Regions from separate parts of the Homo sapiens genome. Here region 1 is linked to region 2. A link is a contact called in ENCODE Hi-C or POLR2A ChIA-PET data. All regions are on one chromosome and are shown on one strand. Each heading gives the region's core, a stretch centred on a gene start or an enhancer-like site at or near the end of the contact. The rest is flanking DNA. Distances are from core to core; before and after follow the strand shown.

Region 1 (5,422 bases), core at 2,910-5,409, 100 kb after region 2:
GAGTTTGGGGGGTGGGAACAGCATTTGCCTATCTAGAGGGGGCAGATGCTATTCAGCTCTAGCCAGCTGTTGCCAGATCAGGGACTCTCCCAAGTTTTAGATGATAGCATATCGTCAAGTTTTGGGTTTTCTTCGTTTTTTTAAAGAGTGCTAGGTTGAAAGATGTCCCTAGGCTACTGTGTGACGCCTTTTGCCCTGAGGGCTGCCTCTTGACTTTAGGCAGCTGATACCTTGTACTACATACCTAAAGTTGATTCTCTTTCCTGAAAACACTCATTTACTAGCAGCCAGAGGTGGGGATGGGTGGGTTTTTGATGGAGATGAGACAGGGAGTAACAAGCAGCCACATGACCCTGGATAAAGCTGTATAGGGACGGGTGATGGCGGGGAAGTGCAGGAAGCTCGGCTTTTAGAAGTAGATGATGAACACTGAATTATTCAAGACAGGTCCAGCCCAGGGCAGAAATAGAAAATAAGTCCTTGCCATGTCCTGATTCAGACTAAATTGAACTTGATGACACCCTTTCACAAGACACCTTTGATGGAAATGAAGATAATAATCACTGATGCCATCCAACATGGTGATTGATAATGCTCCCTCTTTCAAACCCTCACTGTGTCCTTGAGTCCCAGGAAGGTGCCTGGCTTGGGTCCAACCATCCAGACTCTGGCTCCAGGGGAGGGAGCTCTGAGGTAGGAGGGTACTTCCTCTGGGTTCATATGCTAAATACATACAACTAGGCCAGGAGTGGTGGCTCATGCCTGTAATCCCAGCACTTTGGAAGGCCAAGATGGGAGGATTGCTTGAGCTCAGGAGTTTGAGACTACCCTGGGCAACACAGGGAGACTCCACCTCTACAAAAAATAATTAGCTGGGTATGGTGGCACACACCTGTGGTCCCAGCTTCTTGGGAGGCTGAGGTAGGAGGATTGCTTGGGCCCAGAAGGTTGAGGCTGAATGAGCTGTGATTGTGCCACTGCACTCCAGCTTAGGCGACAGAGTGAGACCCTATCTCAAATACATACATACATACATACATACATACATACATACATACATACATACAACTTGCCTTTGGAACCATGGAAGTCACTGTTCCCCAACTATATGCTCCTTGATGGTGGAAACATGTTGTACTTGTCCTTATATCCCTAGCATCCTGTGAGCCAAACCAGCAGAGGCTTGGACTGGCTAATGCTAGACTGTGTATGGCACCTAGCAGGGCTCTGTGCTTGCCAAGCAAACACATGGAAATCAACATTTACAGAACATCCATATACCAGGTGCTTTTTCTGATTTGATGTTTATAATAAATCTAGGTGGGTACTACCCAGTGGTCATACTACTTCTTATTGATGGTATCCAACTTATTAACCTTGCCAACCCTCAGTTTCCTCATCTGTAACTAAAGATAATGATAGTACCCACATCTTATTGGGTTGCTGTTAGGAGTAAATAAAATAATAAATGTTAAATGTTTATCACAGTGCTTGGCATACAATAAGAATTCAATACACTGTTGATTGTGGTTTGCTTTTGTTCTGACCTCTTATTTGGAAATAATTATAGAGTCACAGGAAGCTGCAAAAAAAAAAAAAAAAAAAGAATACAGAAAGGTCCTGTGTATTCTTTGCTCACTTTCCCCAGATGGTTAAATCTCACACAATTAGAGTATAATAGCAAAACTAAAAAACCATACACATTGGCAGGCCAAGCGTGGTGGCTCACGCCTGTGATCCCAGCACTTTGGGAGGCCAAGGCAGGTGGATCACGAGGTCAGGAGATTGAGACCATCCTGGCTAACACAGTGAAACCCCGTCTCTACTAAAAATACAAAAAACTAGCCAGATGTGGTGGCGGGCACCTGTAGTCCCAGCTACTCGGGAGGCTGAGGCAGGAGAATGGCGTGAACCTGGGAGGCGGAGCTTGCAGTGAGCCAAGACCACACCACTGCACTCCAGCCTGGGCGACAGAGTAAGACTCCGTCTCAAAAAAAAAAAAAAAAAAAAAAAAACCAACCAACCATACACACTGGAATAATGTTGTGTATGTATAGTTTGATATCATTTTATCGTATATATGGTTTATTTCTATAACAACTTGATAACTATCATGAGACGCAGTTCAGAGCTGTGGTTAAGTGTACAGCCTCTAATTCCAGACTGTCTGAGTTCTAAAGTTGGCATGGCCACTACTAGCTGTGTGACCTTAAGCAAATTACATAACTGCTCTGTGCCCTAGTCCCCTAATCTGTAAAAGGGAAACAACAATAATAGCGTTTCTTAAAGGCTAGGAAGATTAAATAACTTAATATATATAAAGTACTTAAACCGTCCTGACATTTAGCAAACATTCCATGATTTTTAGCTTTTTTTAAATTAAAAAAATTTTTTTAAATTTTTTGTTATAATTATGTTTACTATTTTTACTATTCCTGGGTCCCAGAAAGGGAGGGGAGTGAGGAAAATCTTGGCCTGACTTCCGCCACAGGGCTCAGGCCTTCTTTTCCTTTGGTTAATGGTTGTGATGCTTTATGGAAGTGAGCCAAGGATACACCAGGGGTCTACTTTTGTTGCTTTGTTTTGGAATAAACCCATGTTACAATTTTGAGAGAAAACTCCAGGCTGTCCAGGCCTGCTCTTGCAAGGCCCGGGGTCTCTCTGTTGGGGAACCTCGACCGACTCCAGGTTTGCTGCTTCAGAGAGTAAGCTGGCAGGGGATGCAGAAGGGATACAGTGGGCTGGTTCTACTCACTTCTCCACTGGACGAAGCCAGCATTTGACCCCAGACAACAGCATCCCCAGGCATTCTGTCTTCTGCTTAAAGACTCCTCCTCCATCTGAACTGTGGCCCCTTGATGGGCTTCATGGCTGAGTAACACTGGCAGACCTCCGAGGAGAGGGATGGAACAGGGCCTGATCTGACAACAGCCTCCCAGAGAGAAGTGACGGTGGCTACACAGTCTGGCTTCAAGGTCAAAGTTCCTAAAACCTTGCATCCCTTTATGCACTAGTACTGGGGCAACGATCTAGAAAAGTGAAAGGAACTCAGACACCTTTGACTGCATCATGGGCATCACTCTAAAGCAGGCTGGAGGGAAGGAATAACAATAATTATAACAAGTGAGACCCTGCCTCAAAAATAATGATATTTGGCCGGGCGCGGTGGCTCACGCCTGTAATCCCAGCACTTTGGGAGGCCGAGGCGGGTGGATCATGAGGTCAGGAGATCGAGACCATCCTGGCTAACAAGGTGAAACCCCGTCTCTACTAAAAATACAAAAAATTAGCCGGGCACGGTGGCGGGCGCCTGTAGTCCCAGCTACTCGGGAGGCTGAGGCAGGAGAATGGCGTGAACCCGGGAAGCGGAGCTTGCAGTGAGCCGAGATTGCGCCACTGCAGTCCGCAGTCCGGCCTGGGCGACAGAGCGAGACTCCGTCTCAAAAAAAAAAAAAAAAAAAAAAAAAAAAAAGATATTTAACTATGATAACAGCTACCAGTTACTAAGGACTTACTTTGCGTGGAAGTGCACTCGAGTCTTAGACTAATTCATGATGTGGCACTATCACCCTTTCTTACAATAAGTAAAAGAACAGAAGATGACAGAAGCCAAGGTCACAGCTAGTAAGCCACAGAGCCAGGATTCAAACCCAGGCTGACGGGCCTCCATTTTGGAGCTCTAAACCACCAGGCTGCACTCCATCACCAGAGACTGCAGTTCCTCTCACCTGGACTCTCAGTTTGCCCTTTATTAATACTATGATTCTTTCAGTTGTCTTATTTCTGGTTATAGCCGTTTTAATATGATCTTTGCATCCCTGCGTTAAGTAGTGGATTGGAATATACACACACACACACACACACGCGTGTGTGTGTATGTATATATTTTTTTCTTTTTTTTAAAGGCACACCTCAGCTGGATAACATTAAAAAAGAAAAGAAAAATACAGGTCATTTTTTCTTGGCCAAGAAGATATCATTGTGTCTAGGTGGGAGGTATGAGGTCAGACCAATGGTTCTGCAGAACCCTGTTTCAGACCTGGGATCCCATTAGGCATGCAGGTCAGCCACACAGTCTTGGCCGAGTGCAGTATTGCGCAAACGTGCCTTGAGTTTCCAATCTGGAAACATTTCCTGCTTTTCCACTTCCAGCCAGCTCTCATCCTCAGGCAGAGGTTGCCAGCCATTCCAGACTAAGCGGGGGTGATGACGTCAGTGGAGAGAACCGGACCAGCAGCCTGGATGCTCCGACTCCCGCCTGGGGCCTGAATCCTGGCCTCTGAAGGATGTTTCTGAGGTGGTAGTGACTCACCTGGGCTCCAGGCTGGCAAAGCTGCCTCGAGAGTCCTCATTCAGCTCCCTGCATCTTGACTATTTCTGAGGTAAACTGTGGGGACCTAAGCCCACACCACATTGAATCCCTTCCCCAAACCCAACAGGAAACATCAGATTCCATCATTTGTAATCTATCTGGCTTGGATCCATGACAGCATTCCTTACGCAAGCCCTGACTCCAACAGGGCTGAAGCCTGCAGGCCGAGGCTGTGCTGGGGAGTCTGAGTTACAGGCACCATTCTCCTCCCCTCCTGGAATGAGCCCTATTAATAATGGCTGAAGAAAAGCAGGTAAATGCCCCTCCTACCCCAGGGAAAAACATCCAGCCCTGCTGTAGAAGCCACACACACTTGACTTTCTCCAGAGATGTTTAGGGCAGGGGAAATGGGGGACCATGGCATGTCACATGCCTCCCCTGAATACAGGGCTCTCTTTTTTTTTTGTATCCTGCCTTAAGAGGGGGCTAAAGTAGCAAGCTGACCCTTGATATCCTGCCTAGAAATATCCACAGATGACACTGGTACCAACTGCAACCACGGTTTTTATGAGCACCCTAATCCACTACAAGTCACCTCCACTCAATGTGGATCCCGACTCCGTGCTTCCCTCGAGATCATTTTCCACCTGCTTTCACTAGCTGGTCTGACCAGTTTCCCTGGGCTACCAGGTCTAGTTAAGGGTGGTTGTTAATTATGCACAGAACACTAAGGAATAATAATACACTCTGCCAATCTTTCATGTCAAGAACACCAAAATTTTTGACTCAGAACTCCCTATGAGATAAAGCACTTATACCATTCTCATTGGGTCAGCTGGACACAGTCCTGTGATCCCACAGGTGGAAGAGGTCATGGCCCGAGAAGACAGCTGTCGTCCTGGAAGTCACACAACAGGGCCATTGCTAGACGGTAGAGAGGCTCCAATCAAGGCCACTGTCAAATACCTGAACAGAAACCTTTTCACATTTAATCCACCTACTCATTGAGCTCTCAGAAAATAGAAATGGCATTTGGGTATTACCAGTGTGGGAGGGCTTTGAATTGACAACTCAGGGGTCACAGTCTTTGTTTCTTAGGGGGGACTTCTA
Region 2 (5,044 bases), core at 717-3,216:
TTTCCAGACAGCAGCCAAAGTCTACAATAGATCTGTTCCCATACTCAGGCTTGGCCTTTGCAGAGGACACCCTTAGAACAGCTCAAATGTGCTGCAGCCCCTGCTCTCTGACCCCCGCCCAGCCATCTGGGGAAGAAGCGAGCAGAGGGGAGCCGCTGGGGGCAGGTCATGGATGCCGGGGCCCTCCCTCCTCCCTGGTTCATACTTGAGCTGCCGAGGTTCACAGTCCAGACCAGGCAGCAGCAGCCGGGCTGCCTGCCGGATGTCGCCGCTGTCCACGGTGAGGCTGCGGCGGTGCTCTGCGTAGGTGATGGCCACGCGCATCCACTCCATGAGGGGCGGCAGCAGCATGAAGGGCCTGTGGGGCAGCAGAGAGAGGGTCAGGCCTGGGGTGGGGTCCCTGCAGGGCAGCAGAGAGAGGGTCAGGCCTGGGAGGGTGCTTCTTGTGGGGCAGCAGAGAGAGGGTCAGTCCTAGGGTGGGGGGCTCCCTGCTGGGCAGCAGAGGGTCAGGCCTAGAGAGAGTGCTCCCTGAAGGGCAGCAGGGGACCCCTTAAGCACACACATGCTCACAAGTGGCAACCAAGGCTGATCACCCCTTGCAAGGGACCTGCTCTTTCTGCTCACAGAGACCCCGACTACCTGCAATGCACAGAAGGAATTTCCATCATGGGCCATTAGCAGAACCTGAGGGCCCTCAGGTGGCCCAGGGAAGGAGCAGTTCCCCAGTGTGTGGAATTGGGGACCTTTCCCCCTCCAAAGAGTTCAGTCAGGGTCGCCAAGTGTTCTTCTATGCAGAGGGGAGAGGCTGCACAGCTAAGAGTCTCACAGACCCAGGTCCAAACCCAGGGCTGCCACCAGCAGGGTCAGGTCACCATCCCCTCCGACAAGCACACTCGAGTCTGGTTCTCCATCTGTAGCACACGTGTGATACCTCCTTATGGAGGCTGTCATGAGGCCAAATGGGATGATGCATATTAGGCTGTTGTACAACATTAATGACCACTCCTTCCTCATCTGGCACCTAGACTGAGGTGGGCTGACACCACTTCGTGTGCCAGGCCAGGTTGCCCCCAGTTTGGTGCTCAGAAAAGAGTAGTGGCCTCGGCCGGGCTCGGTGGCTCACGCCTGTAACCTCAGCACTTTGGGCGGCCAAGGTGGGTGGATCACGAGGTCAGGAGATCGAGATCATCCCGGCTAACACAGTCTCTGTTAAAAAATACAAAAAATAAGCCGGGCTTGGTGGCGGGCGCCTGTAGTCCCAGCTACTCTGGAGGCTGAGGCAGGAGAATGGCGTGAACCCGGGAGGCGGAGCTTGCAGTGAGCTGAGATCGCGCCACTGCCCTCCAGCCTGGGCGACAGGGCGAGACTCCGTCTCAAAAAAAAAAAAAAAAAAAAAAAAAAGAAAGAAAAAGAGTAGCGGCTTCAAGTCCCACAGGGAGGAATGGTCCTAGCGGGTCCGAGTATCACTAAGAGCCCACAAAAGCAGGGAAAGGCGGCGGCAGGCTTAGAGCTGCAAACTCCCGGGGCGCCGCTCATGAGGCCCGCTCTGTGCCACCAGGGGACGCCATGTGCACAGCCTGTGCTGGGCCCTGACTGCGGCTCAGGCCGCGCCCGCCCCTGCCCTCGGCGAGCGGCTCAGATTCAGCTGGGGGGCGGGGACGCGTTTCTGTCCTCTGCCAGCTCTGGCAAGGCTCCGTGTTGGAGCCCCCTCAGGAGACCACTTCGCCGTCCAACAGACCTCCCCGCCACCGAGGGGCCCGGATGGCAGCCTGTGGCTTCATGACTTCGTGGGACACCCACCTGCTCTGCCCAGAATGGACGGAGCTCTTTCCCTGCTCCATCACAGGAACAAGGCAGCCCTGGAGCCCTGTCCCTCACTCATGCTGTTCTCTCTGATGACAGCCCAAAAGTCAGCCTCCCGGCTCCTGCCTGTTCCCAGCCCTTCCCGATGCCACTCTTGTCCTTCCTTACAAATTAAGCCAGGGAGCGGGCAGGCAGCCAGGGGCAGGCGGCCAGGCCTCCAGCCACCCCAACTCCCTCGGGGCTCTTGGAGCGTCCCGCCTGTGCGGTCACTGTGGTCTCTCCCCTTGACATGCAGCTAAGTGCTCCCGCCAGGGAAAAGATGTCCATTCTCTCTCCTTGGCTAGGAAGTAAGCCACCTCCAGGGAGTCAGCCTGGGCTGCCCTCGGAACCCCTATCTCAGGTCTCCAAAAGCTCGGGTCATCTCCAGAGTTCTAAAAGTTTCTTCTCTCCTTGAGGGCAAAGAATGCTTTTATTTTAAAAAGTGGCAAACAAATATAAATGCTCCTTGACTTAGGATGGGGTTACATACCAATAAACCCATAGTAAGTTGAAAATATCCTAAGCGAAAACGCATTGAATACACCTCACCTACTGAATAGCCTACCTTAAACATGCTCAGAACACCTACATTAGCCTACAGTTAGGCAAGATTATATAAGCCAAAACCTGTTTTATAATAATGTTGAACATCAGTGTAACTTACTGAATACTGTATGAAAGTGAAACAGAATTGTTGTGTGGGTACTCGAAGTAGTTTCTACTAAATGCATATCGCTTTCACACCACTGTAAAGCTGAAAAATTGTAAGTTGCACCATCATAAGTTAGGGATTTTCTGTAATCAGAAGTGATCTTAAAGGTCTTTCCTTTGGGAAGGTATTCTGATGTTCTGGTTCTGTCATTTCCAATATTCCTGGGTTTGAACCACTTAACTGGTCCACTGAGCATACCAATCTGTATGAAGGGGAGGGCCACAGGCCAGTAAAGCCTCACTATCTCTGGCCCTCAAGGACTCCCAGAACCTCACCTCACCCTATCTCCTGCCGTGACTCACCCCTGTTACCAGGACACACCACCAGCACTCATGGACCTCAGGCCCACCCTGCCTGCTCCCATCTATGCATGAGAACGAACAGCTCTCACCCCTGCTTGTCTAGATCCTATTTATCCTTCAAGACTCCATTCCAATGCCACCTGCTTCAGAAGCCTTCCCAGATTCTCTCTCCCCACCCCCCCAAAAAAAAGGGGGGCTGGGTGCGGTGGCTCACGCCTGTAATCCCAGCACTTTGGTAGGCTGAGGCAGGTGGATCACAAGGTCAGGAGTTCGAGACCAGCCTGCCCAATATGGTGAAACCCCGTCTCTACTAAAAATACAAAAGTTAGCCGGGCGTGGTGGTACTCACCTGTAGTTCCGGCTACTCAGGAGGCTGAGGCATAAGTATCGCTTAAACCTGGGAGGCAGAGATCGCAATGAGCCGAGATCATGCCACTGCACTCCAGCCAGGGTGACAGAGTGAGACTCCGTCTCAAAAAAAAAAAAAAAAAAAAAAAGAGAAAGAAATATCTTCCTGCTCTGAGATCACTGAAAACTTTCCTTTACAGCAATAGCCATGAATGCATGTTGTCTTCCTAACCAGACTGTTCCTTCTAAGCACGGGAACAATGACTTCCTCATCTCTGTATTCTCTGAAATATGACCAGCCTGGGGCCTGACATGGCAGGTCCTCAATAAATGTTCACTGAAGCCAGGCCTGCTGGCACACGCCTGTAGTCCCAGCTACTTGGGAGGCTGAGGCAGGAAGACAGGTTGAGCCCAAGAGCTGGAGGCTACAGTAAGCTATGATCGCACCACTCCCCTGCAGCCTGGGAGACAAAGAGAGACCGTGTCTCAAGAAAACAAACAAACAAACAAAATTATTAGTAGAAAGTTTTGCTGAGTGACAAAAAGTATGGATGAACATCAGTAACTTACTATAGTGTACCCAGGTTTTCAGTTATGGACCAAGTCATGTTTCTGCCCAGAAAAGAATGGTGTATAATTTTCAAGAGCCTAGTGTTGACTCATTAGAGTAGGAAGCTGAGATTCTATGGGGGGATCTTGTGTAGTCTAGGAAGAAACAACAATCTATTCATGAATTATCCCTCTGTTTATAAGAGTTCCCTTAAACATAAATGCCCAATTCCCCCCAAATATTTTTAGATTTCACAATTCTTATATTACAGGGCTGGAAGGCAAGCTTACAGACATGCTTCTATATATCAGTCCTTCTGATTGCAGGAAAAGCCTTTATTTCAACCATCAGCATTGGAGACTGAAGTGTAAACAAAAAGATAATCCGTGGATTTGCCAGCCATTCTTCCCTATTGTGGCCAACAGCCAAGACAAAGCACCACGTGTGGCTACTAAAACTCTAAGAGGGCATCTCCTAGCTGCACTAGGGGAAATCCAAGAGGGAATTCGGGAAATCATGAAGTCTAATCAGGTGGCATCTTGGTTCATCCCCCTGCCTCATGCTCCTTAGAACTCAACACTTGAGAAAATGCAGTATTGATAGTCCTGGTGGGTATACACTGGACTCACTGGGTATACACTGGGCTCATTCAGCCCTCACTTTACCATCTTGGCTGGTGAGGTGGAAAATTGAAAACTGCATTTCCCAGTCTCCTTTGCAGCTGGGATTCTGGAAATTAGGTTTTATCATTAAGATATGCTGCATGAAATTTGGTAAGTGAATGGGAGGCAGAGGCCACCTTTGTGTTCCCTTTGTCTGTTTTTGCTAGCAAACCAGGTCATGAAAACTGAGGGTTTTTTTTTCCTACAGAACATTCCAGTCCAGTTTCCACCTATCTGAGGCTTCAGAGTAGTGGTAGTGATGGTGAAATGATAAAAGCAATAGCAAAGTCTTTTTTTCTTTTTTTTAACCTCCCACCTCAGCCTCCCAAATTGCTGGCACCACAGACATGCACCACCATGCCTGGCTAATTTTTTATATTTTTAGCAGAGATGGGGTTTCACCATGTTGCCCAGGCTGGTCTCGACTCCTAAGCTCAAGCGATCTGCCAACCTCGGCCCCCAAAATGCTGGGATTACAGGCATGAGGCACCGTGCCTGGCTGCAACGCCTTCTTGATTCCAGCTTTACTCCTGAACTGCAGCTCCAGAGGTGTTGTTCAAACTCACAGTTCCAGGCGCTGTCTCAGGGAGCAGCTCCCCTAATGGGCGAGTTCGTCATTCCTGGATGC

Evidence for each region. Hi-C counts contacts between places; a loop is a spot of excess contacts on that map. ChIA-PET counts read pairs that join two places held with the same protein, here RNA polymerase II (POLR2A). Pooled maps may share reads with other maps.
Region 1: a loop to region 2 is called in a map of mammary epithelial cell, with 9 times the contacts of the local background. The contact joins two enhancer-like sites. A Hi-C loop is called at or near these places in 14 of 168 maps with a recorded cell type or tissue (Calu3, DLD1, PC-3 and 9 more), 2 of 37 single-sample maps with no recorded cell type and 18 of 50 pooled maps. POLR2A ChIA-PET finds 5 or more read pairs at or near these places in 8 of 52 experiments (A673, CD8-positive, alpha-beta T cell, HCT116 and 4 more).

Annotation. Positions count from the first base shown.
Region 1 is chr11:34,270,717-34,276,138 of GRCh38, forward strand. The region is part of intron 1 of ABTB2 (ankyrin repeat and BTB domain containing 2); the gene reads right to left. Among named protein-coding and RNA genes, the nearest start is that of ABTB2, 85 kb to the right of the region's middle. Within about 2 kb of position 4,160, at least 18 of the 41 ENCODE cell types and tissues checked have a DNase peak (open chromatin) inside an H3K27ac peak, as active enhancers do.
Region 2 is chr11:34,172,950-34,177,993 of GRCh38, forward strand. It overlaps ABTB2 (ankyrin repeat and BTB domain containing 2), which reads right to left. Exons shown (of 17, transcript NM_145804.3): 4 at 206-358. Among named protein-coding and RNA genes, the nearest start is that of NAT10, 70 kb to the left of the region's middle. RefSeq lists enhancers at 634-1,556, 1,557-2,477. Within about 2 kb of position 1,967, at least 7 of the 41 ENCODE cell types and tissues checked have a DNase peak (open chromatin) inside an H3K27ac peak, as active enhancers do.